Regions from separate parts of the Homo sapiens genome. Here regions 1 and 2 are each linked to region 3. The links are chromatin loops, found by intact Hi-C in ENCODE. Cell type or tissue: PC-9. All regions are shown on one strand. Region 1 overlaps LOC105372405 (a long non-coding RNA gene). Region 2 has its middle 10 kb from the start of CEACAM3. Region 3 holds the start of CEACAM5 (CEA cell adhesion molecule 5).

Region 1 (8,000 bases), 65 kb after region 3:
AGCACGAGGTTGAGGAACCGGAAAGCTCGCTGCGCCGCCAGGGGGCGCCATCACAAACCGCGTGGGGTGGGTGGCAGCCTGGCTCAAGCTTTGTTTCTCAGCCAAGCAAAGTTTTGCAATCCGGCCTGAATTTCAGCTACTGTTAGTGGCTAAAGGAAATAATAGCTCCTCTATCCCTAAAATAATTCTCAAAATAAAATCTAATCTTATTTTATGTCTTTTTTTTTTGAAACGGAGCCTTGCTCTGTTGTCCAGGCTGGAGTGCAGAGGTGCCATCTCTGTTCACTGCAACCTCAGTCTCCCATGTTCAAGCGATTCTCCCTCCTCAGCCTCCCAAGTAGCTGGGATTACAGGTACGCGCCTACCACACCCGCTAATTTTTGTATTTTTAGTAGAGGCGAGGTTTCACCATGTTGGCCAGGCTGGTCTCCAACACCTGACCTCAAGTGATCCGCCTGCCTTGGCCTCCCAAAGCACTGGGATTACAGGTGTGAGCCACCACGTCAGACCTAATCTTATATCTTTTTTTTTTTTTTTTTTAAAGGACATATCATATTTATTCATACACATGCTGGAATTATTGGTGCAGACATTTAAATACATTTTCTTTGAGAAAGTCCTTTTTTTTTTTTTTTTTTTTGATGGAGTTTCCCTCTTGTTGCCCAGGCTGGAGTGCAATGGTGCAATCTCAGCTCACAACAACCTCTGCCTCCTGGGTTCAAGCAATTCTCCTGCCTCAGCCTCCCAAGTAGCTGGGATTACAGGCATGCACCACCACGCCCAGCTAATGTTTTTTATTTTTAGTAGAGACGGGGTTTCTCCGTGTTGGTCAGGCTGGTCTTGAACTCCTGATCTCAGGTGATCTGCCCGCCTTGGCCTGCCACAGTGCTGGGATTACAGTCGTGAGCCACCACAGCTGGCCTGGGAAAGTCCATTCTTTTTTTTTTTTTTTTTTTTTTTTAATTTATTTTTTTATTGATAATTCTTGGGTGTTTCTCACAGAGGGGGATTTGGCAGGGTCATGGGACAATAGTGGAGGGAAGGTCAGCAGATAAACAAGTGAACAAAGGTCTCTGGTTTTCCTAGGCAGAGGACCCTGCGGCCTTCCGCAGTGTTTGTGTCCCTGATTACTTGAGATTAGGGATTGGTGATGACTCTTAACGAGCATGCTGCCTTCAAGCATCTGTTTAACAAAGCACATCTTGCACCGCCCTTAATCCATTTAACCCTGAGTGGACACAGCACATGTTTCAGAGAGCACAGGGTTGGGGGTAAGGTCACAGATCAACAGGATCCCAAGGCAGAGGAATTTTTCTTAGTGCAGAACAAAATGAAAAGTCTCCCATGTCTACTTCTTTCTACACAGACACGGCAACCATCCGATTTCTCAATCTTTTCCCCACCTTTCCCGCCTTTCTATTCCACAAAGCCGCCATTGTCATCCTGGCCCGTTCTCAATGAGCTGTTGGGCACACCTCCCAGACGGGGTGGTGGCCGGGCAGAGGGGCTCCTCACTTCCCAGTAGGGGCGGCCGGGCAGAGGCGCCCCTCACCTCCCGGACGGGGCGGCTGGCCGGGCGGGGGGCCGACCCCCCCACCTCCCTCCCGGACGGGGCGGCTGGCCGGGCGGGGGGCCGACCCCCCCACCTCCCTCCCGGACGGGGCGGCTGGCTGGGCGGGGGGCCGACCCCCCCACCTCCCTCCCGGACGGGGCGGCTGGCCGGGCAGAGGGGCTCCTCACTTCCCAGTAGGGGCGGCCGGGCAGAGGCGCCCCTCACCTCCCGGACAGGGCGGCTGGCTGGGCGGGGGGGCTGACCCCCCCCTCATCCTCCCTCCCGGACGGGGCGGCTGGCCGGGCAGAGGGGCTCCTCACTTCCCAGTAGGGGCGGCTGGGCAGAGGCGCCCCTCACCTCCCAGACGGGGCGGCTGGCCGGGCGGAGGGCTGACCCCCCCACCTCCCTCCCGGACGGGGCGGCTGGCCAGGCGGGGGGCTGACCCCCCTACCTCCCTACCGGACGGGGCGGCTGGCCGGGTGGGGGGGGCCCCCCCCCACCTCCCTCCCAGATGGGGTGGCTGCTGGGCGGAGAGGCTCCTCACTTCTCAGACGGGGCAGCTGCCGGGCGGAGGGGCTCCTCACTTCTCAGACGGGGTGGTTGCCAGGCAGAGGGTCTCCTCACTTCTCAGACGGGGCGGCCAGGCAGAGACGCTCCTCACCTCCCAGACGGGGTCTCGGCCGGGCAGAGGCGCTCCTCACATCCCAGATGGGGCGGCGGGGCAGAGGCGCTCCCCACATCTCAGATGATGGGCGGCCGGGCAGAGACGCTCCTCACTTCCTAGATGTGATGGCGGCTGGGAAGAGGCGCTCCTCACTTCCTAGATGGGATGGCGGCCGGGCGGAGACGCTCCTCACTTTCCAGACTGGGCAGCCAGGCAGAGGGGCTCCTCACATCCCAGACGATGGGCAGCCAGGCAGAGACACTCCTCACTTCCCAGACGGGGTGGCAGCCGGGCAGAGGCTGCAATCTCGGCACTTTGGGAGGCCAAGGCAGGCGGCTGCTCCTTGCCCTCGGGCCCCGCGGGGCCCGTCCGCTCCTCCAGCCGCTGCCTCCCGGGCGGCGCTCGCCGGCGCGGCGGCAAAGACTGAGACAGCTCCGCTGCCCGCTGAACTCCATCCTCCCGGCGGTCGGGCGGCGGCGGCTGCGGTCGGTCGCGGCGGCGGCTGCGGTCGGTCGCGGCAGCGGCTGCGGTCGGTCGCGGCAGCGGCTCCGCTTCATATCTGCAGCTGGGGCCCGCGGGCGTCAGCGCCGCGACTGTCCTGGCTCCGCACTGCCCCGGGCCGCAGCGCAGCCGCGCCAACCACCAGCCGCGGCCACCATGGCCAGACGGGCTCCCTAAGCCACCGACCCCAGCCCGCGGCGCCTTCGACCCTTCTGGGGCCTCCGGCGCCGCGACCTCCTCTAATCTTATATCTTAAAATAACCAAGTACATGCTCTATATGGATTTAACAGCAGAGAGGAAAAAAATATGAGAATATATGAGGACATTAGGAAATAAATTACTTATAATAACAGATTACTCTTTCCTTATAACATTACTTATTAATTATAAAAGTACTTATAATAATAGCTGACATGTTAAGAACTCCTATGTCACAAGCATTGTTCTAAGCACTATACACTCATTTTGGCCTCACAGAAATCTAAAGCATTTTTAAAATTTTGACTTTTCATTTATCACGTTTATTTATTTAATCTAATTAAATTAATTAATTAATTAATTAATTATTTTGAGATGGAGTCCTGCTCTGTCGCCCAGGCTGGAGTGCAGTGGCGTGATCTCGGCTCACTGCAAGCTCTGCCTCCCGGGTTCACGTCATTCTCCTGCCTCAGCCTCCCGAGTAGCTGGGACTACAGGCGCCCGCCACCACGCCCGGCTAACTTTTTGTATATTTAGTAGAGATGGGGTTTCACCGTGTTAGCCAGGATGGTCTCGATCTCCTGAACTCGTGATCCGCCCACCTCGGCCTCCCAAAGTGCTGGGATTACAGGCGTGAGCCACCACACCCGGCCTCATTTATCATGTTTATTTTTAAACATTCAAAAATCTTTAAAAATAGGGTTCCAGTTTATCCTTTATCCAGCTTTTTTTTTCAAATAACATCTTCTATAACTAATATAATTGTTCATATCAGGGAACTAGCATTGGTGCAATAACATTAACCAAGGGGATCTACAAATATTCAAATTTTGCTAATCATCCCACTCATGTCCTTTTTCTGCTCCCAAATCCAATCCAAGATCTGACACTGAATAACACTGTCACATCTCCTAGGCCTCCTCCAACCTGGGGGAGTTTCCCACTCTTTCCCTCTCTCAGGACCTTGACACTTTTGAGGAGGTCTGGTCAGTTGTTTTGTAGAATGCCTCTCAATTTGGGTTTGTCTCCTGTTTCCTTGGGATGTTTTAGGTTATGCATTTTGGGTAAGATTAGCACAGAAGTGATGTGTCTTTCTCAGGACATCCCACCTGGAGCCCCAGGATGTCCATATCTCTCATTACCGATGAGGTTCACTTTAAGCGCTTGGTTCAGGTGGTGTTTGCCAGGTTTCTCTACTATAAAGTTACTATTCATCTCATTGTAATTAATAAGTATCTTGTGGACAGATACTTTGGGAACAAACCAGTAGCCTGTTTCTTCTCACCTTACTTCCCCTGACCCCTCCTTCATACTCAATAGTTACAGCATCATCTTACCTTTACCCATTAATTTTTAGAATCTGTGGATGGTTCTTGATTCTGGCCTATAAACAATTATTACTGTGGTGTTAGCCAAATAGTGATTTTTTATTTCCATAATTCCTTCTACATTTATTAATTGGAATTCTGCTATAAGAAAGAGCTATTTCTTCTTCCTTATTTATTTCTTTGTTCAATTATTTATATCAGCATGGACTCATGGATATTTATGGGTTGGAATCCATTGCTATCATTATTATGTTGCTCATGTTGTCCCAAAATTGGTAATTCTAAGCTCCCTGTAATCTTTTGAAACATTCCCATAATTTTTCGAGTGGTTCCTTACTTTCTGGCCTCACAAAAAGCTCCGGGCTTCTCTTGTGCTTTCCTGCCCCAGCCCTGGATCAGCTATTTCTCCAGGGAGCCCTGGTTCCTTTCATGGGAGAATGATGTTGGTAAACCATGGGCACCGACACATCCATTGCCAGTGGGTGCCGATGCTCCTACGCCCTCTAGTGGTCAGAGCTGGGAAATAACACTCACACTAGTGTACTGGTAAACCCCACATTTTACAAATTAGGTAAATGAGGAAAAGTTAGGCAACTTGATCAAAATCACAGAGCACATAGGTAGTGGAACTGGGAAATGAAAACAATGGCAGACGCACCACAAGTCCTAACAAGTGGAAGTAACTCTTTCTTTTCTCTCTCTCTTTCTTTTCTTTTTCATTGACAGAGTCTTGCTCCGTCATCCAAGCTGGAGTGCAGTGGTGCAATCATAGCTCACTGCAACCTCCACCTCCTGACTGAAGCAAATCTTATTCCTAACAGCTTGCAAAGTGGATTTTATCATCATCATTTTAAAAATTATGGAATCGAGGATCAAAGAAGCCAAGTGACTCGTGCAAGATGACACAGTTAAGTGACAGAACCAGTAGTGAGTCCCAGGTCTCTCTGGATATAAAAAGTCCATGGTTATTCCACTGTATCAGTGTTTCCCAAAACTGACTTTAGGTGGAACATAAATAAGCTTTTAAGAAACTTTAATAGTTATATGTTTATTTTAATGCATGTTAGAAACAATTTTAAGCAAATTCACAAAACCTTTAATTTCATGGACAATATTGCAAAGGACGGGGATGTTTTGTTTCAAACTCCTGGCTTCAAGTGATCCCCCCATCTTAGCCTCTCAAGTACCTGGGATTACAATGTAAGCCATTGCACGCTGCTGGGACAAGGGTGTTTTGTAAAGTAAATTTATTTAGAAAAAATGTATGAAGTCAATAATAATAAAGATGGTACAAACTGTAGAAAACATTATAGAGATGGTCTATAAATATCTGAGGCTTGGGAGACATAATACTATAGCACCAGGCAGCTTCATCTTCAGTTATGTCTATAAAATTAAAGTCTCATAGTGCTGCATAAAGGAAAACTAAGAATCTTAGACATGGGTTTTAGCCCCATGTGTGCATTTCTAGGAACCCTCTCCCTGGACATCTCTGTGACCTCCTTGTTGGGAGTAAATCCAACTTTCCCAGCCATTAGAGAACACTAGGAAGACTCTGAATGCACAGAGGGGTTTCTGTGTCATAGAGGAAAAAGCTGGGTTGGGGGACCCTAGGGACTCTCTGCGTGGTGCATAAGAGATCCACACCCAGGACACAGCAGAGGTCAGCGCAGAGGAACGCAGCTCATCCTGTTATGGTACAGCGGTCCAAATAAGAGTTGCTTCTCAAAGCATGTTCTGGGGGAGCCAAAATGTAGACAGAAGTGAAGGAAAAGGCAAAGAAAAAGGAGGCAAGTGTGAGAAGGGAGGGGACAGAGAAGCATCCTGGGCTGAGACCACACCTCAGGCCCACCTGGGAAGTGCCCTGGGAGGAGTTTCAGCACAAACAGCACAGCTGACAGTCAGAGCAGCCATGCTTGGGAGCATTTCTGGAGCCCAAGCTCTTCTCCACAGTGGAGGACAGAGCAGGCAGCAGAGACCCTGGGACCCCCTCAGCCCCTCCCCGCAGAGGATTCATTCCCTGGCAGGGGCTCTTGGTAATAGGTGAGGGGAAGATTCTCTGGGAGTGGGTGGGAGGAGGGAGAATAGAGACTGGCAGTGGTCTCCTGGGGAGGGCAGGGCTCTGAGAGGGATCGAGGGTTTCTGCTGAAGTGGGAATAAGGGAGAGGACACCAGCCTCCATCATAGCTGAGACTACAGACACTTGCTACCATGCTCTGCTAATTTTTTAAAAAATTGTTTTAGAGATGGGGTCTTGCTATGTTGCCCAGGGTGGTCTCCAACTCCTATCCTCTAGCAATCCTCCCTCTATGGCCTCCCAAAGGACTGGCATTACATGCCTGAACTATTGCACCTGGTGCCTTTATTTTTTATAAAATATTACAGCCTGCCTGCTGGCCATTCCTCAGGCTAGCAAGTGCAGCTTCCTGCAGAGACCAATAGCAGGCACTTGAAGGAGGGAGGGTGGAACAGGGTTTGACGCTGAACAGGTTGGCCAAGTAGACATTCAATAGGGTTTAGGAGGAGCTATTAATATTCATGAAGGTTTGACTTACACAAGTTTGATAAGAAAACGTGCATGCTATATGCGTTCCATGTTCACTATGGAGTAATCAGGGTGCCCCATAGGGCAGTCTTCTCTCTGTTATCTGCACAGTAGAGCTTACAAAGCCCTCCATCAAGGCAACAGGACCCCCGTGGAGGACAAAGACTCTGTAGGTTAAACTGTGAACCTGAGACTCAGGACACAACATACCTGTGGTGAGTAAGGGGTCAGAGCTTCCTGGCCAGTCCCAGGCTGAAGATGTCCAAGGGCAACAGGACCTTCACTTTACTCAGTGTCACAGGTAGTGACACAGGACTCTATGAGAGTGGAACCCAGAACCCAGTGAATGCCGACTGCAGCGACCCAGTTAGCCTGAATGTCCCGTGTATCTTCTCTTCTTCTGGGGCTCAGGCTGCCAGCTCAAATCCACATAGCCAGAGCTCAAACCATTCACTTCCCCTTGGGTCCAAGAACACAGACCCCTGCCCTTGGATACCCAGGCTGGCTGTGACTTCCTGCCCCAGGCAAACCCGGAAGGGCACAGCCCTGACCAAAAATAGGTGGAGAGGGACTGCTCCTGTCATGGGAGGCTTGGGGTCCACAGCCTGTAATGGGAGAAACAGGTGAATGTCTCAGACTCAGGCTCAGTGAACACAGCGGAAATTTGGTTGGTACTTTCTCAAACAATGTTGTGACTTGGCTTAGAGGGACACTGTGGCCCTTCCACAGACCAGGAGTTTTCCTTCCCTCTGATAACATGTTCTCACCCTCAAACACAATTATGGTCCATCCTCTGAGGGAAACGATGTTGCCACCACTGTGGAGATGGTGCAACTGAGACAAACAGTGGTATCTGGTGTTGAATGGGACCTTAAGCCAACAATGACAACGTCAGTCCACAGTGTTTAGTATTTATGGACTCAATGCAAGTCACCTGATTTCATTGACTATTCACAACAGCTCAATAAAGTAAATGCATCATCACCACCACTTTAAAAAGGAAAAAGGTGCTTGGGCAATTTGTGACTACTGTGGTCGCTGCTGCATTGCTCTCTGGTAAAGCCAAGTAGGTAGTGGGTGCGGCCTCTGGGCTGGGATGATCCACCCTCCTGGTGGAAGCAGGGGAGCCAGGCTGGAGCCATGGCCTGTGCAGTGGTAGCAGCTGTACCGACTGCTGCTGCAGGATTTGCAAGCTGTTATGTTTGGCAAGC
Region 2 (8,000 bases), 79 kb before region 3:
TTTTGATGCACGTGTGGCCTGTTTTGCCACATTTTCTCCCCCCAGTTTTCCCTTCACAGACAGTCTTATTTACCTGGATTCAGGCTGCTAGAGACCATGGACATCAGCGTTAGTGGCAGCAACAGAAGGAGGGAAGAGATTAGAATTTATTTATCTATTTTTATTTTATTTTATTTTTTTGAGATGGAGACTCACTCTGTCACCCAGGCTGGAGCGCAGTGGCGTGATCTCGGCTCACTGCAACCTCCGCCTCCTGGGTTCAAGTGATTCTCCTGCCTCAGCCTCCTGAGTAGCTGGGATTACAGGTGCACGCCACCACGCCCGGCTAATGTTTGTATTTTTAGTAGAGATGGGATTTCACCACTTTGGTCAGGCTGGTGTCGAACTCCTGACCTCATAATCTGCCCACCTCAGCCTCCCAAAGTGCTGGGATTACAGGCGTGAACCACCACACCTGGCTGAGATTAGAACTTTAATTGTGACTGTTGGTGCAGCTGTACGTCGCTTGGAGATTGTATGGAAGGTTCCCAGTCGGAGGCTCCTGATCTCTGGGGATGGCTGAGGCCAGTGTACATGACCTGCCAGTCTGTGCTTTAGTCCCACAACACTGTTTTCATGTGAGGGCAAAAGCAGTGAACTGATGCTGTCTTGCTGTTAGGTAACGGATTAGACTTATACCTTTCTTTCTTTCTTTCTTTCTTTCTTTCTTTCTTTCTTTCTTTCTTTCTTTCTTTCTTTTCTTTCTTTCTTTCTTTCTTTCTTTCTTTCTTCTTTCTTTCTTTTTCTTTTCCTTCCTTCCTTCCTTCCTTCCTTCCTTTCTTCCTTCCTTCCTTCTTTCTTTCTCTCTCTCTCTTTCTTTCTTTCTCTTTTTTTTTTCAAGACAGAGTCTTGCTCTGTTGCCTAAGCTGGAGTGCCATGGTGCCATCTCAGCTCACTGCAACCTCCGCCTCCTGGGTTCAAGCAATTCTCCTGCCTCAGCCTCCCGAGTAGCTGAGATTACAGGCACACGCCCCCACACCTGGCTAATTTTTGTATTTTTAGTAGACACGGAGTTTCACCACATTGGCCAGGCTGCTCTTGAACTCCTGACCTCGTGATCCGCCCACCTCGGCCTCCCAAAGTGCTGGGTACAGGCATGAGCCACTGCGCCCAGTCCCACCTTATACCTTTCAATGACCCTTTCTAGCTGAGTATTTGGCAGGAAAGTGGATGCTATGTATTGGTAGAAGAGATGTTGAAAAGGTCTGCTTCCCCTCTGTGCTCCTGCTCCCATCCTTGGCAAAATATTGGCAATAGTAGCGTTGTTGCCTGGAAAGTTGCCTTGTTCCGGCTCTGTTCGCAATTCCTTTCCATTGTCTGGCTTAGTTGTTCTGGTCTAAAGGGGAGGGAACTGGGTTGGGGGAAGAGACCCCCCAGAGCTGCAGGTCCCAGAGGGTTTGAGAAACAGGAGCCACAGGAGGGAAGGAGCCCTGAAGTGTGTTTGCCCAGCTGCTGGGGCGCCTGGCTCCAGCCCTTGTTTGGAAATGGCCCCGGGCAAAAGAAGAAAGGTAATAATACTTGAAGTAAACATTAGGGGCATAGAATATCAGCACTCACTAAACTTGACATTTATTTGAGACTTTAGGCAATGTGCTCAAAGGGAGAGGAGAGGCTGGGCTTGAATGCTGGGTGATATTCATGGGGGCTGAAGGGAAGGCCAACAAGGGAGCCCTCCCTGGAAGCCTCCAGGCAGGAGTGAGAGCAGGGGGTGTGACTTTGTTTCCCTGAGAAAAGGGAAGAGGCAAGGCATGAGTCAAAGCCCTTTGATTTTTGTTTGACTGTTCTTCTCTGTCTGCATTTTCAACTTATCCCAGCCTGTTGACTGACACACGAGTTGATTGTGGACTTTGCTACTGCAGGGTTTATAAAGCACTGCAGGGACCAGGGACTGTGCTAGGCAGTGGAGTCTCTGTCTAAGTTGAAGGCTTGAGCAGAGTCTAAGCTTGTTCTGATGCAAATTACTGATGTGGCTTTTTTTCTGGAAAATTCTAAAAATGGTCTCTGCCTTCAGGAAGCTCAAGTCTAACCAGGGAGATGACATCCACTTCATAAAACCTAGAGATATGAGTGCAGTCATCTCTCAAAGTGGCAGGAGTGGAGGGGGACTGAGAGGGACTTGGTTGGGTGGAACTTGAGCTGGAGGTGGAGGAGGATTTGGGTTGGTGGAGGGCAGAGAGGAGGGCCGTGCAGAGCAGGGGCGTGTTGTAGGAGAGGTGCTCCCTGGAGCTCATTGGATGGGGATCTTAGAGGACAGGAGCTTTTATGTTCATTTTTGTATTGCCTGAACTCACACAGGGCCTGGCACTTTGGGAGTATTCTATAAATGACTGCTGAATGGAATGATGGTTTGTAACCTATTAACTTGTCCTGATGTGTTAGAAAGTGGGCAAAAGTGAAGCCCATTAGCAGAAAGAAAATCTTACTGAAAAATGGTCCCATGTATGCATAGAGCCTGGTGCGGCCACTTTACTTACTTATGCTGCTGAGTTCTGCATCAGTCCACACCGAGGCCACCGCAGGGGCCGGGAGCTCCTCCTCAGACCTTCCTCCAGGTGCCTCAGTCTCTTTATCCCTCTGTTCTCCCAGGTCCCGCTACCTGTCAGTTCACTCCATCTGGTTTCCCCTCCATGCACTTGGGGTGGGTGTCGCATCCTGTGTCTCATCGGGGGGTCTTCAGGTCCCTCAGGTCCATTGATTAAAACACCCCCAAGACAAATGGACTTTCCTCTTGTTAACATGATAACTTCTTACAATGCATCTCGAGAACATTATCTGTGTCAAGAGTCTGTCTGATGCACAGAGGCCCTCCCTCCCCCAGGAAGGAGGTCAGGGGAAGTTAGGAGAAAACACCACCCTGCCTGGGTTACTTATTTCCCTATTCTACAGTGTATTTGGTAGACGTTCAAAAATATTTGTTGACTTTGTCCATGATCCACATGGCTCTCATATAGTCATTTATTCACACATACATTCAGTGAGACTTTGAGCCCCTAGTGTGTGCCTGGTATTCGCTAGATGGTGGATGCTGAGATCAGGTGTGCTGCTGTCTCTGAGAAGTTCTCACTATACAGTGGCACCTAGGGTGACCGAATCCACCTGCCCCACTTTACAGACATGGAAATTAAAGTGCAGGGAAGTTATAAGATTAGTTCAATGTCACAAAGTCACTAGCCTCAAAGTTACGGGAATAAATCAAGTTTCCTGACTTTGTGGATTTTCTGTTAGTGTGCAGCCACCTGGCTGCTGCAGGTGCAGACATGTGAGCTCCGATAGGAGAGAGGACGCTCAGAGTGAAATGGGAGCCCTGAGCACCCTGGATTAGCCAGGAGGACATGTCGGGTTCAGCTGTGACCACACAAAGGACCATCGGGGACATTTGCATTCTCTTTTTCACTTTGAGCTTGAAATGACGAAATCTCAGCTCAGAAATGATCCCATGTATGCGTGGAACCTGGTGAGAAAACCAAGAGTGGGAGATTTTTCACAAGGCATTGGTGAGATGGGTCAAAGAAACCTGTGCTGATGTCTGTCACGGTGTTTCTCACTGAATGGTAATGGTCTGGCTTTGAGTGGGTTCCTTCCATAACCTGGAGCTCTGTGAGGCAGGGACCGGGTGTGATTCACCTTTGTCTCTCCAGTGACAGTACACAGCAGGCTCCGACAAATATTTCTTACAAAATAAAACTGAATAAAAAGTAGACACCTGCACAGGTGTAGGATGACTGAGCAGCAGCAGAAGCAGGAAAAGTCAGCGTCCCCAGATCAGCTGATACGGGGTTCAGCTTCTACATAGGGGTGAGGTGCCAGGACGGTGACGGGGGTCCTGTGGCTCTGCTGCTCTGGGGAACACCCCTAGGATTTGGAGCATCTGCTATGGTTGCTGCACTTCACTCGTCCGTGGGAAAGGGACCGGAAGGTGTGGGACTTCACGTGACCCAACGTGGGAAACCACCAAGGGAATTTGGGATGGGTGGCACATGTTTTTTTTTTTATTTTACCCAATATTTGAAGGTGGGTTGTACAAAGAAGTATTAGACTTATTTCAGCCTATGGAGGACACAGGACAAGGATTGGTGAGTGCGAATCACACACATTTTGGCTCAGGATGTGAAAGAACTGTCACAGTAAAGTAAGTTTCCTTGGGGAATTACCAGTTTACTGGCGGAATTCAGGCTGAGGCTGATGTTGAAAATACCCATTACAGTGGCCTGGCGCGGTGGCTCACGCCTGTAATCCCAGCATTTTGGAAGGCTGAGGCCGGCGGATCACTTGAGGTCAGGAGTTCAAGACCAGCCTGGCCAACATGGTGAAACCCTGTCTCTACTAAAATTACAAAAATTAGCCGTGCATGGTGGAATGCGCCTGTAATCCAAGCTACTTGGGTGGCTGAGGCAGGAGAATCGCTTAAACCCAGGAGGCGGAAGTTGCAGTGAGTGGAGATCGCGCCAAGATCGCGCCACCGCACTCCAGCCTGGGCGACAGAACGAGACTCCGTCTCCAGAAAAAAAAAAAAAAAAGAAAAGAAAAGAAAGGAAATACCCATTACAATGATTTTTAAGGTTACAAGGGCAGAACTTGGCTTGGAACTGTTTCTCACTGATCACATATTGTTATAAAAACTGTTTTTTGCAATGGGTCGTTGCTCTGTGATGCAGGCTGAGCTCTCTCTGACAGTTACTTCCAGTCTTTGTGGGCGGTTATGGTTCTCTTACCTCATCTGTGACTTGGACTTCACTTCCTACACCCTGCCCGCTCCAGCCCCATCCCCTCCACGACTGGCGAGACCGCTAAGAGTTAAGTGCATTTACTGATGATGGTCACAAGGTGGCAGCACTGCCTTTCGGGTGTTTTCTAAATCCTCTACCTGGATGTGGGCGAGTCTAAGACGCTGTTTTAAGAAAAGGTCACAAATGAGACGAAGGTAAATGTTATTTTCCTTCTTTCTCCTGTAAGGTGACGGAGTTCAGATGACTGTGAAATCATTGCATTTTAGAACTGGAAGACACTTCAGAAAACTGCTTCACAATCTTTAATGTGCTCACAGATCCCCCAAAGATCTTGTTTAAATACAGATTCTGATCCTTCTGATGGGGTCTGAGATTCTGCATTTCTAAGGAGCTTTTGGACATGTCGTTGCTTTTGGTTGGTGGGCCACACTTTGAGTAGCAAGGGTTGAGGGTCATTTAGACATTAATTCTCATTGCACCTGATTATAGATGAAGAGAGACTGAACTGCAGAGAAAGAATATAACTTGCTTCACCCTGCCATGCCCTTACTGCATGACTTTTTGTATTTAAACCCACAGCTTTAGCCTCTCCGACTAGTTCTTGCTCCATGCATCACGTAGTCCTGTCACTGTTGTTGGCGGCTTCTCTCTAGCTTAGGAATCCAGACTCCCCTTTTCACCACCTTCTTTGGTCTTGGCTCAAGGTTTCACTTTGGCTGGTTCTGCCCTCTCAAAACCTTCAGTGGCTTTTCTGTAATCAGATCAAATTTGAACGTCTGTCTAGTGTTCATTTCCCTGCAACATATTATCCCTGTTTAGCAAGCTTACCTAACTTCCCTGTTTTAAAATGGTTTCTTTCTGCTTCAGCTCTCCCTGCTCCTTCCTGTTCCCTACACATACCCTGTTCAGGTCTCTCGGTGGTAGTGGTGGTGGCATGGGTTCCGGTGTTAGACTCACTGAGGTTCTAATCCCACATCCACCAACAACCTTGGCAAGTTACTTCCCCTTTCTGAGGATCAGTATCCTCCTTGTGAAATATCCCCATATCGTGTGTGAGAAGAGTAAATAAAATAACATCTGCAAACCCACTCTTACTCCTGGGACCTTCTTCAAAACTAGCATCTCCGGTGGGGCCTGTGTGTGTCTTTGTGCATCCAGAGTGGTGCAAAGTGTGCATCTTTGCGTGCGTTGTGTATTTCTATCACATGATTCATAATTTCCTTCCCATCAGTGGCAATTAGGAGCTCATCTCAGGCTTAGGATAGTAAAATTATATGGCATGTGTTTTCACTACAATAAAGGTCCCTCTGAGGTCTGAGGAGGAAATTGGCCAGGAGGGCTGGATGCTTTACTTAGGTTCCCTTGGCTTCTGTTTCTCTTTGTGTCTGCTTTCCTAAGCCTGAGTCTTTCAGGGTCTAACCCAAATCCTTCCTGTTTTGTGAAATGTTCAACCGTTTTTGACCCAGTTGATGCCACCCTTCTGTAACTTATTTCATCCATGTATTGGCATTTAATTATGTGCCAGCCCTCCCAGTGAGACCCCCATAGAGAGGCTGGAAGGGTGTTGGCTGTGTGAGAATTGAGAATTGAAGGTTGAGTGAGTTCTTTTCTTACTACTCCCTGAGTGTTGGAGCTGCCTTCTATCTTTTTTTTTTTTTTTTTTTTGAGACAGGATCTCACTCTATTGCCCAGGCTGGAATGCAGTGGCATGATCTTGGCTCACTGCAAACTCCGCCTCCCAGGTTCAAGTGATTCTCCTGCCTCAGCCTCCCAAGTAGCTGGGATTACAGGCACCTGCCAACACGCCTGGCTAATTTTTGTATTTTTAGTAGAGATGGGGTTTCACCATGTTGACCAGGCTGGTCTTGAACTCCTGACCTCAGATGTTCTGCCGGCCTCAGCCTCCCAAAGTGCTGGGATTATAGGCGTGAGCCACTGCACTTGACCCTGCCTTCTCTTTTTTTCGAGCTATTGCCAGCAGCAGTTCCTCCTGTACCAGCAGCACCAGACCATGGCAGGCATGTGAATACCTTAGGGATTGCTCTTCTCAGGGTCCTTCCTGCCTCTGGGTTTTGGTTACAGTGGCATTTTTTTGCATGTTATCAGATGGCCCCTCTAAGGAGGGGACTGATGATATCTCTTTATAAAAACCTCAAGATAATAACTCTAACGAAGTTGAGCACAGTGTCCTCTTGCTTAAACAGCCGGGTGACAGGAGATGTGTACACTTTCCTATTTTGTGAAATTTATAACAGTCTTTATTCTCTTACTTCAAAAGAAATTAAGGACAAAAGACCAAGTGGGGAGAACAGGGTTGTTTAGGGGAGGTCATGTATCTCTGATGTGGATTTTGTGAATTTTTCATTCAGTTATACCCGGAAGTGTGCATCTTGGCATATGTGGTCATATATTTCCATGACATAATTCATAATTCCCTTCCCGTCAGTGGCAATCAGGAGCTCACGTCAGGCTTGTGATAGTAAAATTATATGGTGTGGGCCAGGCGCCATGGCTCACGCCTGTAATCCCAGCACTTAGGGAGGCCGAGGCACGCGGATCACGAGGTCGGGAGATCGAGACCACCCTGGCTAACACGGTGAAACCCCGTCTCTACTAAAAATACAAAAAATTGGCCAGGCGTGGTGGTGGGAGCCTGTAGTCCCAGCTACTCAGGAGGCTGAGGCAGGAGAATGGTGTGAACCCGGTAGGCAGAGCTTGCAGTGAGCCAAGATCGCACCACTGCACTCCAGCCTGGGCGACACGGCGAGACTCCGTCTTAAAAAAAAAAAAAAATTATATGGTGTGTGCTTTCACTACAATACAGGTTTCTCTGAGATCTGGAGAGAAAATAGTCCAGAAGGGCTGGACACTTTACTTGGTGTCCTGCGTCTCTCTCTCTTTTTTCTTTTTTTTTTTTTTGAGACAGGGTCTTTCTCTGTCACCCAGGCTGGAGCACAGTGGTGCAGTCTTGGCTCACTGCAGCCTCAACCTCCTGGGTTTGAGTGATCCTCCCACCCCAACCTCCCAAGTAAGTAACTGGGACTACAGCCATGTACTACCATGCTTGGCCAATTTTTTTTTTTTTTTGGGTAAAGATGGGGTTTCACCATGTTGCCCAGGCTGGTCTTGAACGTCTGAGCTCAAGTTATTTGCCTGCCTTGACCTCCCAAAGTGCTGGGATTACAGGCATGAGCCACCGCACCTGGTCCTGCCTTCTCTTTTTATTGGGTAGCA
Region 3 (8,000 bases):
GTCAGAACCTCCCAGGATTCTGCATCCAGGATCCAGTCTCTATAGAGGTTATGGATCATTCCTTCACTCATTCCCCCCTTCATGAGAGAGCTACTGAGCAAGCGTGTGTCTCACTTTGGGCCTCTGTTGGCACAGGGTGTGAGTGGGGAGAGAAAGCGAAGTCCTTTCCTTTATCCTTCCGTGGGAGTGACACTGACACATCGGGAAACACAGGATTTGAGGTCATGTGAGGGGGCTGTGGATCTCAGGGAGAGGCCTGGACAATCCCGGCACTGACCCTGACTGTTGAGGTGATCTAGTTCTAGAGTAAAACTGATTATTTCTCCATTTACTTATCACTCTCCAGACCAGAATCTCCGCTTCTGAGCTGTGGATGCCCAAGACAAAAGAACGCAAGCCCATGACTGGTCTCAGATGCAGATGCCTAACAACAAACAGCCCCACCCACCCCCAGTTGAGGAGAGGAGGGGGCTGTGGCTACAGACAGACCTCATGTGACTTCAATCTGACACCTATGGCCTGTGTGACCCTTGTTAGTGACTGTCTCCCTGTGCCTCAATTTCCTTTCAATAAGTAGGATAAGTGCTATTTGGCTGTGAGGTTGTTTGTGAATTAACCTCAAAATATTTACAATTACTTGATCTCAGCTCTGCACAGAGGAGCTGCTCAAATGAACATCATTTATGTTTATTTGCCTCCAAGAGAGAAGGCCCTGGGCCTGATCCCTGGTGGACAAGGAGCTGCCGGGAGCATCTTCTCTCCTCTGTTCCTCTTCCTGGGGACACTGAGCTTCCCATGGAGTCACCTATGTCCCCAGGGCAATGGACTGACACCCTAATAACCTTGTCTATCTATCCTCCCCACATTGAGTCTCAAGTAAAGGACAAGGCTCTGTCCTTGTCCAAATGAGACTCTGGGGACAGGGAACAAGTGTGGCCAGAAAGTCCGATTCTGCATCCAGAATCCAGCTCCAGGAGCCACAGCCCTTGGACAGCTGCTAAGTCCTTGCTTCCAGTTAGCCTTGCCCAGGAGGCCACAACACAGCCCTGGCACAGGCTCCCCTGAGTCACCTGGAACCAGGAGCCCTGGGGCTGAGCTTCTCTGTGAATATCCCAGGGGTCCCTCAGGCCAGGCTCTGATGCAGTTCTCCAGGGTCTTTCTCAGGGTCAGGTTTACGGGGAGGGCACGGGGTGCTTGGCTGAGACTGACCTCCCCCTGCTAAGTCCCCCACATCAGACTGTCCTTCCTCTGCAGTGAGTGTCTGCAGGGTCTGGATGCCGGAAAGGAATTCTGATCTGTTGAAGTTTGTCTCTTCTGTGTGTATCCTGCACTAAATGCCCAAACCCTAACATGGTGCGTAATGCAGAGGGGGCCACAGGCACAGCCCAGGCCTGATAATCCTGTGTGTGGGAAGTAGAACTGACCCCCAACACCCAGAGGTCATGGGGGAATCACTCACGGTATACCCGGAACTGGCCAGTTGCTTCTTCATTCACAAGATCTGACTTTATGACGTGTAGGGTGTAGAATCCTGTGTCATTCTGGATGATGTTCTGGATCAGCAGGGATGCATTGGGGTATATTATCTCTCGACCACTGTATGCGGGCCCTGGGGTAGCTTGTTGAGTTCCTATTACATATCCTATAATTTGACGGTTGCCATCCACTCTTTCACCTTTGTACCAGCTGTAGCCAAAAAGATGCTGGGGCAGATTGTGGACAAGTAGAAGCACCTCCTTCCCCTCTGCGACATTGAACGGCGTGGATTCAATAGTGAGCTTGGCAGTGGTGGGCGGGTTCCAGAAGGTTAGAAGTGAGGCTAGGAGAGAGCAGAGAGCATCGGTCAATATTGGGACCTATGCATTAGGGTGGAAAAATGGGGTCCTGGGTCCTGAGCAGGTCTCTTCATCCCCCAGCCCTGGAGTGAGTGAGTGTGTGTGTGTGTGTGTGTGTGTGTGTGTCCTACTAGGTCAAGGTCAGCAGTGTGTCTCCTATTTCCTTAGCACCTCTGACCTTGGCATTTCCCTGTGTGGAATCTGCTTTTCCAGGGGTCTTCACGGCTCCCTCCCCATTGCCTTCAGGTCCTGCTCACATCAGGGCATTCTTGGGAGATCCCTTCCCTGACACCTCCTCTAGAGACCCTGGGTCTTCCTTTTCTGACCTTTCCCTGCTCTATTCCCTCCAGGGCTCTTGTCAACACCTGACCTCACATTCTAGATCTCTTTGTATGTCTGTCTTCCTCCCCATGAGAGCATGAGCTTCATGAGGGCAGGGATTTGTGTGATCTTGGTTGCACCCCAGTGCCTGGGACAGGCTGCAGATTCCTGTGGATGAGTTCATGAGGGTTCCCAGGGCCCTCCACAGCCTGGGGCTTATTTTCCAATGTCCGCGGTAGGCGGATGAGGACAGTGTTTCATGCCCTGGTTATGTTTTTATTTAAAGTGTCATCTGATGCAGTTATTATGATTTTTAAAAACGTAGTGGCCAGTGACAATTAACTAGGAAAATAGAACTCTTGAGGTTTTCCTGCCCCTTTCCAATTCCAGTTCAATTTGATTTTTCTGGTGTGACTCCTGTCCCTCTCTGATGTCCTCTTCCCTATTCAGGCTCCAACAGGAGCCCTCTGTCCGTCTCACAGCCCTGTCCTACCCAGGAGACCCCAGCTCCCTCCTCCCACCCTCTCCCAGGTTGTCCTCCCTTCACCTGTGAGCAGGAGCCTCTGCCAGGGGATGCACCATCTGTGGGGAGGGGCCGAGGGAGACTCCATGGTCTCTGCTGTCTGCTCTGTCCTCCTCTGTGGAGAAGAGCTTGAGTTCCAGGAACGTTTTGTCAAGGCTGCTGTGACTGTCTGGTCTGCTGTCCTTCCTCCCTCTGCCCTGAGTCTCTTCCTAGGGCAGGAGTACTTCTCAGCATCACGTGGGTCATGGGTGTGGTCTTTATTCAGGTGTCCTCTGTCCCCTCCCCTCTCATTTCTGCCTCTTTTGTCCCTCCTCTTTTTTCCCTTCTATTTTCAGTTCCTCAGACAAATCTTTTCGGCAAGGTGGATGGACCCCCATCCCCTGGGAGGACAACCTGTCTTCCCCAGTGCTGACCTCTGCTGTGTTCTGTCCTTGGGTCTGTCACACCAGGGGGATTATTTTCCTTTGTGACAGAGAAACCCAGCAGGGTCCCGGGTCTCCCCATGCTCTCCAGGGCTCTGGGAAGGTGGGATGATGCCCAACAGGAAGGTGACAGAGGTGGCTCTGGGGGCTAGAAAAAGGCTCACTGGGTGGTGGCTGGGGAGGGACCAGCCCTCTGTCTCCAGTACCACCAACCCCGCCACTGACCCAGGGATGGAGACCCAGGCCCAGAGGTCTCAGGAGTCCCCAGATCCTGCATGTGGAGGGGGAGGTGTCTTGTGTGTCCTGGAAAGAGAGGACTGTGGTGGAGGGAGGTGGGTGACTCTGGGCTCTGCTGTCCTTGGGGAAGGCTCCAGGGGGACCCTCCCTCTCCGTGTCTGTTGGCTGAGCTGCGGCTCAGGGCCTGTCCATGTTCTCCCTGACAGTCCTGGGTGGTCTCTGTCCTCTGCGAGGCTGACTGTCCTGTGATCACCCCACCTTCCCCATGGTGGTACCAGGAGGGAGTCTGGAGTTGCACAGGGACCCCTGGCAGAACAGGGTCCTCATAGGACCCAGAAAGGAACAGAGCAGGTATGTGGGAGAGATCAGAAGGGTCTGTTGGAGCAAGGGATGGAAACCAGGCTCCACCTCCACTTCCTTAGCAAAGCCAGGTTCCTGTCCAGGGGAATCCGTTTCCTGAGTGATGTCTGTGTGCAATGTCACCCCCTGGAGGGCAAGAGGAGACCTCCGGCCTTGTCTGGAACTGCCCTAGGGATGCTGACCAGGGTCGACGTGGTGTGAGCTGACCCTGAACTCTGGATTAGGCTGCAGGGTCAGGCCGGAGGATCTATTCCCTGCAGGCCTCTGTCCTCCCTTCTGAAGCTCTGGGGGTTGAGGCCTCATTCCTGGGGCAGCCGCGGGCACTTGCTGGCCTCCTCCCATGCTGGTGCCAGTGCCCCTGTGTCCACATGGAACAGACTCTGACTGCTGGGGGCCACACGGAGGTGATATGCTTCTTTTTAGAGATCTCCCACACATTTAACCAGTATTTATGGAGCATCTGTTCCGTGTCAGGCACTGGGCTGGGCCCTGGGATTCCACAGAGAGCAGGACAGACGTGGTCCCTGTCACAGAGTTTTCCTGTAACCGGGAGACAGGCGCTCAGTGAACTTCATGGGACTGAGGAGTTAATGGTAATGACAGGGCTGTGAGGTGACAGCATAGGGGGCGTCGGAGCCTGTGAGAGACTGAGCTGTCCTGGAGATCACAGGGAGCTGCCCTGGGAGACGCCCTTTCAGCTGAGCCCGGGGAAGGAGGGGGTGTAGGGGACAGGAGCTGCCTGCAGAGGGCAGCCGACAGGCCTCAAGTGGGCGGCCGACAAGCCTCAGGTGGGCGGCCGATAGGCTGCAGGGAGGAGCTGACAGAGTCCGTGTGAGGAGCTCGGAGGGCGAGGAGGACGTGGGCCGAGGTGACCCGGGTGAGGGTGGACCCTGCTGGGCTGTGGGCCCGGCTGAGGGAGGTCAGCAGCCCCTGGGGAGGCTCCAGGGTGGGAGGAACTCTGCCGCCCTCTGGTGGACAGGAGGGAAGTGGGGACAGCAGCGGCCCCAGACCAGGCTGTTTTACTCAACACTGATCTCTAGACATTGAACACGGGTCATGCACATGTTATGCCAAAGTGCTACCAGGTTTCAGCTCGGTGAGCCCCAGTCTCTGTGGCTACAAGTGTACTGTCCTCCCTCTTTCACAATCAGATGTCCCCAAATGCAGATTTTTGTCACCTTTTGTGACTTTGCTTTTGTCGGCAGGAGGCTGCGCTGTGCATGCTCCCAGGGGCAGTGATGTCTGGGGCTAAGCGTGTGCGGGGATCTGGGAGTAGAAGATTGTATTAGTCTGTCCTCGCATTGCTATAAAGAAATACCTGAGACTGGGTAATTTATAAAGAAAAGAGGTTTAATTCGCTCATCATTCTGCAGTTGTACAGGAAGCATAGTGGCTTCTGCTCCTGGGGAGGCCTCAGAAAACTTACAATCATTCTGGACGGTGAAGGGGAAACAGGAACGTCTTACATGGCAGAGCATGAGTAAGAGAGAGAGAGAGAGAGGGGAGAGGTGCTACACACTTTTAAACAACCAGATCATGTGAGATCTCTATCACAGAAACAGCATCAAAGCAGAAAATCCACCCGCATTATCCAATCACTTCTCACAAGGCCCCACCTCCAACATTGGGGTTTACAATTTGACATGAGATTTGGGCGGGGACATAGATCCAAATCATATTTGAGAGAGAGGGGCATGAGGAGAAGGTGAATGTTGGGGTAGCAGAGAGGAGCAGGGACAAGTCAACCTCACTTCTCACTCCCTGGGGACCAGAACAGGAGAGCCCGACTCTGGGGGCACAGCACCACACACTCTGTGTGTCCGTGCATCAGGGGAGGTGGGAGCTGCTTCTCTGTTCATGGGACCTGGCCTCACCTGCTGAGATGTCTTCACACTTAGTCCCATCCTGGGCTGCAGCCCCACAGAGCCTGTGTCCTCCTCTCCTCTCCTGCCCATTCCTGGATTTTTCTTCCTGAACCATCTTCTCCCATCTGTGGCTTCACCTGCTCCCGTTTCAGGCAGCTGCCCCTGGATCATTGCCCTGTCACCATCTCTGGGCTCACTGGCCTCTGCCATTTGTTCTGAGACTTGAGCCCTGAGCCCTGAGCCCTGTGAGGGAGGAAGAGTGAAGTGGGGTGGGCGCTGTCCAAGGTGCTGCCCTCTCTGGACAGCTTGAGTGAGGGACCCTGATGTGTCACCTGGGAGGAGGCTCCGGGAGGGAGCTGTGTCAGGGATGCCTGGATCAGGGGGATGGGGCACCTACACCAGGGTGAGCTGGACCTGTGGACTGCAGGAACCCTGCTCTGTGTCATCCATCAGCTCCTCGAGCCCCGTCTTCCTCTCTGTACCTGATTCTCTGGTGTGATCCCTGAGCCCGCGCTAGAGTCCTCCTCACAATGCCTAATGGTCAGATCTATGTGTGGAGACCTAACGGTGGGGGGGTGGGGAGGTCTCGTGTGCTCACACAGAGTGCCCTGGGGACAGGCTTTATGACCTCCCTTGTCCCAATCCCACAACAAGATCTGGACAGTGGGCCGGGTCAGATAAAGTCAGAATCCACGAGAAGGGTGTGTGTCCTGGCAGTGCTGAGGTTTGTGCCCCCAGCTTTACTCTCAGTCTGTTTGCAGATACATTTATGTTGTGCACCTGCAGTTGGCTGGGAAGCCTCATGTCCTTAAATCCTTAGTTATTCCTGTGCAGGTCATGAGGGGCCTGTACCTGGGTACAATGAGGACTATCTGATTAGGGTGGGTGTATTTTACATGGTGGGCTTTCCCTCTCCCAGTGTTTCTTGGATGTAGTCAAATACATAAGATAAAATATGCCACATTAATCATGTTAAGTGTACAATTAAATGCCGTTAATTATATTCACAATATTCTACATCCTCACCACTATATTTTTTTTTCCAGAACATTTTCATCATCTCACATAGAAACTTCATACTATTAATCATTAACTCTCCACCTTCCCCTGCCCCTAGCCCTTGGTAGCCACTGATGCTATCTTTCTCTTTTTTTTTGAGACAGAGTCTCATTCTGTCACCCAGGCTGGAGTGCAGTGGTGTGATCTCGGCTCACTGCAACCTCTGCCTCCCGGGTTCAAGCAATTCTCCTGCCTCGGCCTCCCAGAGGCACCTAGGTGACCTAACTCTTAAGAGCCTGGGGCCGGCAGGTGGGTGTCCTAGGCATAAATGGTGCCCACTGGACTGGAGGAAGGTGAGAAGCCATGGGTATTCCATGTCTTCTCCCAGCTTCCCAGCTCCTGGGTTGGTGCTGTCCTGCAGTAGGCAGTGGGTAGATGGGCATGGCTGCACGTTAGGCTGGGAAACATGTCGTCCTCTCAGACATTGTCACTGCAGAAGGAGGATTCTGTTCACAGGCCTGGTATGGGCATATGGGAGAGACCACCCTGTTCTCATCAGGGGCTTAGACACTGGTGTTCCCACTCCTGGTGCTGCCTCCTGCTTTCCCTGCCCTGGCCCTCAAGGAAGAGCGGCTCCTGGTCAAAGCTCCATCTCTCTCTCTGAGGCTTCAGCATGGTCTCATTGGTGCAGGGGTCTGGGTAAACCTCAGAGAGAGAGGCTCTGAAGAGCGGGGCACCTGCTGGGGATGCAGAAGGGTCCCCACTATGCTTAAGGGGAGTAATCCTGAGGGTCCCAAGGCTCCTCACCACTACCAGGTGCCAAGAAACTCCCAGCAAATTGGGGCTGCCTTGTGGCGAAGCACCTCCAAGCCTCGCTGCCTGCCATGTGCAGTGATTGGTGGATCCCAGTTAGGGGCATCTTGGCAGGTGGTCACAGATTCAGGGCTGGACTTGGTGCTCACAGTCCATATGTGTTGTAGACCCCAGGCAGGGTTCTGTGGCATGGTTTTGGATGTTCACAGGTATCTGCCCTGGAGAAGTGGGCAGTAATTTGACTTCCAGAAGTTCTTGACATCTGCAGATCCGGGCGACAGCCAAGTGTTCAAGGTTCCAGTGACCACTGGTGTGAGGGCACAAGGTAAGCATCAGGCCACCAGTGAGGCTCACCACCCTCCAGGCTGGTGCCCCTGGGAACAGGAGCGACATTCTAGGAACACAGCTTTATCGAGCAAGGTTAAGCTCCCTAGCCCCCTATTTTGACCAGGGAAGCTCAGGCCTCTGCTCTTCGTGGGGCTGGTTGCAGGCAGCTGACTTTGGGGAGGGGGCCCAGGAGCTGCCTTTAGTTTTGCATTTAAGATTTAAAGGGAGAAAAGACAATACATTCTGCCAGGGAACAAAAATTACAGGCAGCATATTGACTGAAGGGCACTCCTGTCAT

What was found. Peaks named below come from ENCODE experiments on the same cell type or tissue, not always from the same donor. Only the 100,000 strongest peaks of a DNase experiment are listed, where the experiment ranks them.
Region 1: a loop joins it to region 3, with 3 times the contacts of the local background. A loop is called at or near these places in 26 of 110 quality-filtered maps.
Region 2: it touches region 3 in a loop (23-fold over the local background); 12 of 110 quality-filtered maps call a loop at or near these places.

Annotation. Positions count from the first base shown.
Region 1 is chr19:41,638,829-41,646,828 of GRCh38, reverse strand. LOC105372405 (a long non-coding RNA gene) reads left to right here. Exons shown (of 3, transcript XR_935972.1): 3 at 4,971-5,508. It also overlaps the pseudogene DNAJC19P3. Among named protein-coding and RNA genes, the nearest start is that of CEACAM4, 16 kb to the right of the region's middle. In PC-9, CTCF peaks have their summits at 89 (motif pointing right), 4,552 and 4,758 (motif pointing left); a DNase peak (open chromatin) is centred at 4,748; H3K27me3 peaks cover 2,081 bases.
Region 2 is chr19:41,782,623-41,790,622 of GRCh38, reverse strand. No RefSeq gene overlaps it. Among named protein-coding and RNA genes, the nearest start is that of CEACAM3, 10 kb to the left of the region's middle. In PC-9, CTCF peaks have their summits at 4,625 and 4,838 (motif pointing right); DNase peaks (open chromatin) are centred at 4,852 and 6,792; H3K27ac peaks cover 2,988 bases.
Region 3 is chr19:41,703,499-41,711,498 of GRCh38, reverse strand. CEACAM5 (CEA cell adhesion molecule 5) reads right to left here and starts at 2,873. Exons shown (of 10, transcript NM_004363.6): 1 at 2,704-2,873; 2 at 1,460-1,819. The coding sequence starts at 2,767. RefSeq lists silencers at 4,483-4,532, 4,563-4,612, 4,633-4,752. In PC-9, CTCF peaks have their summits at 4,362 and 4,573; a DNase peak (open chromatin) is centred at 4,498; H3K4me3 peaks cover 915 bases.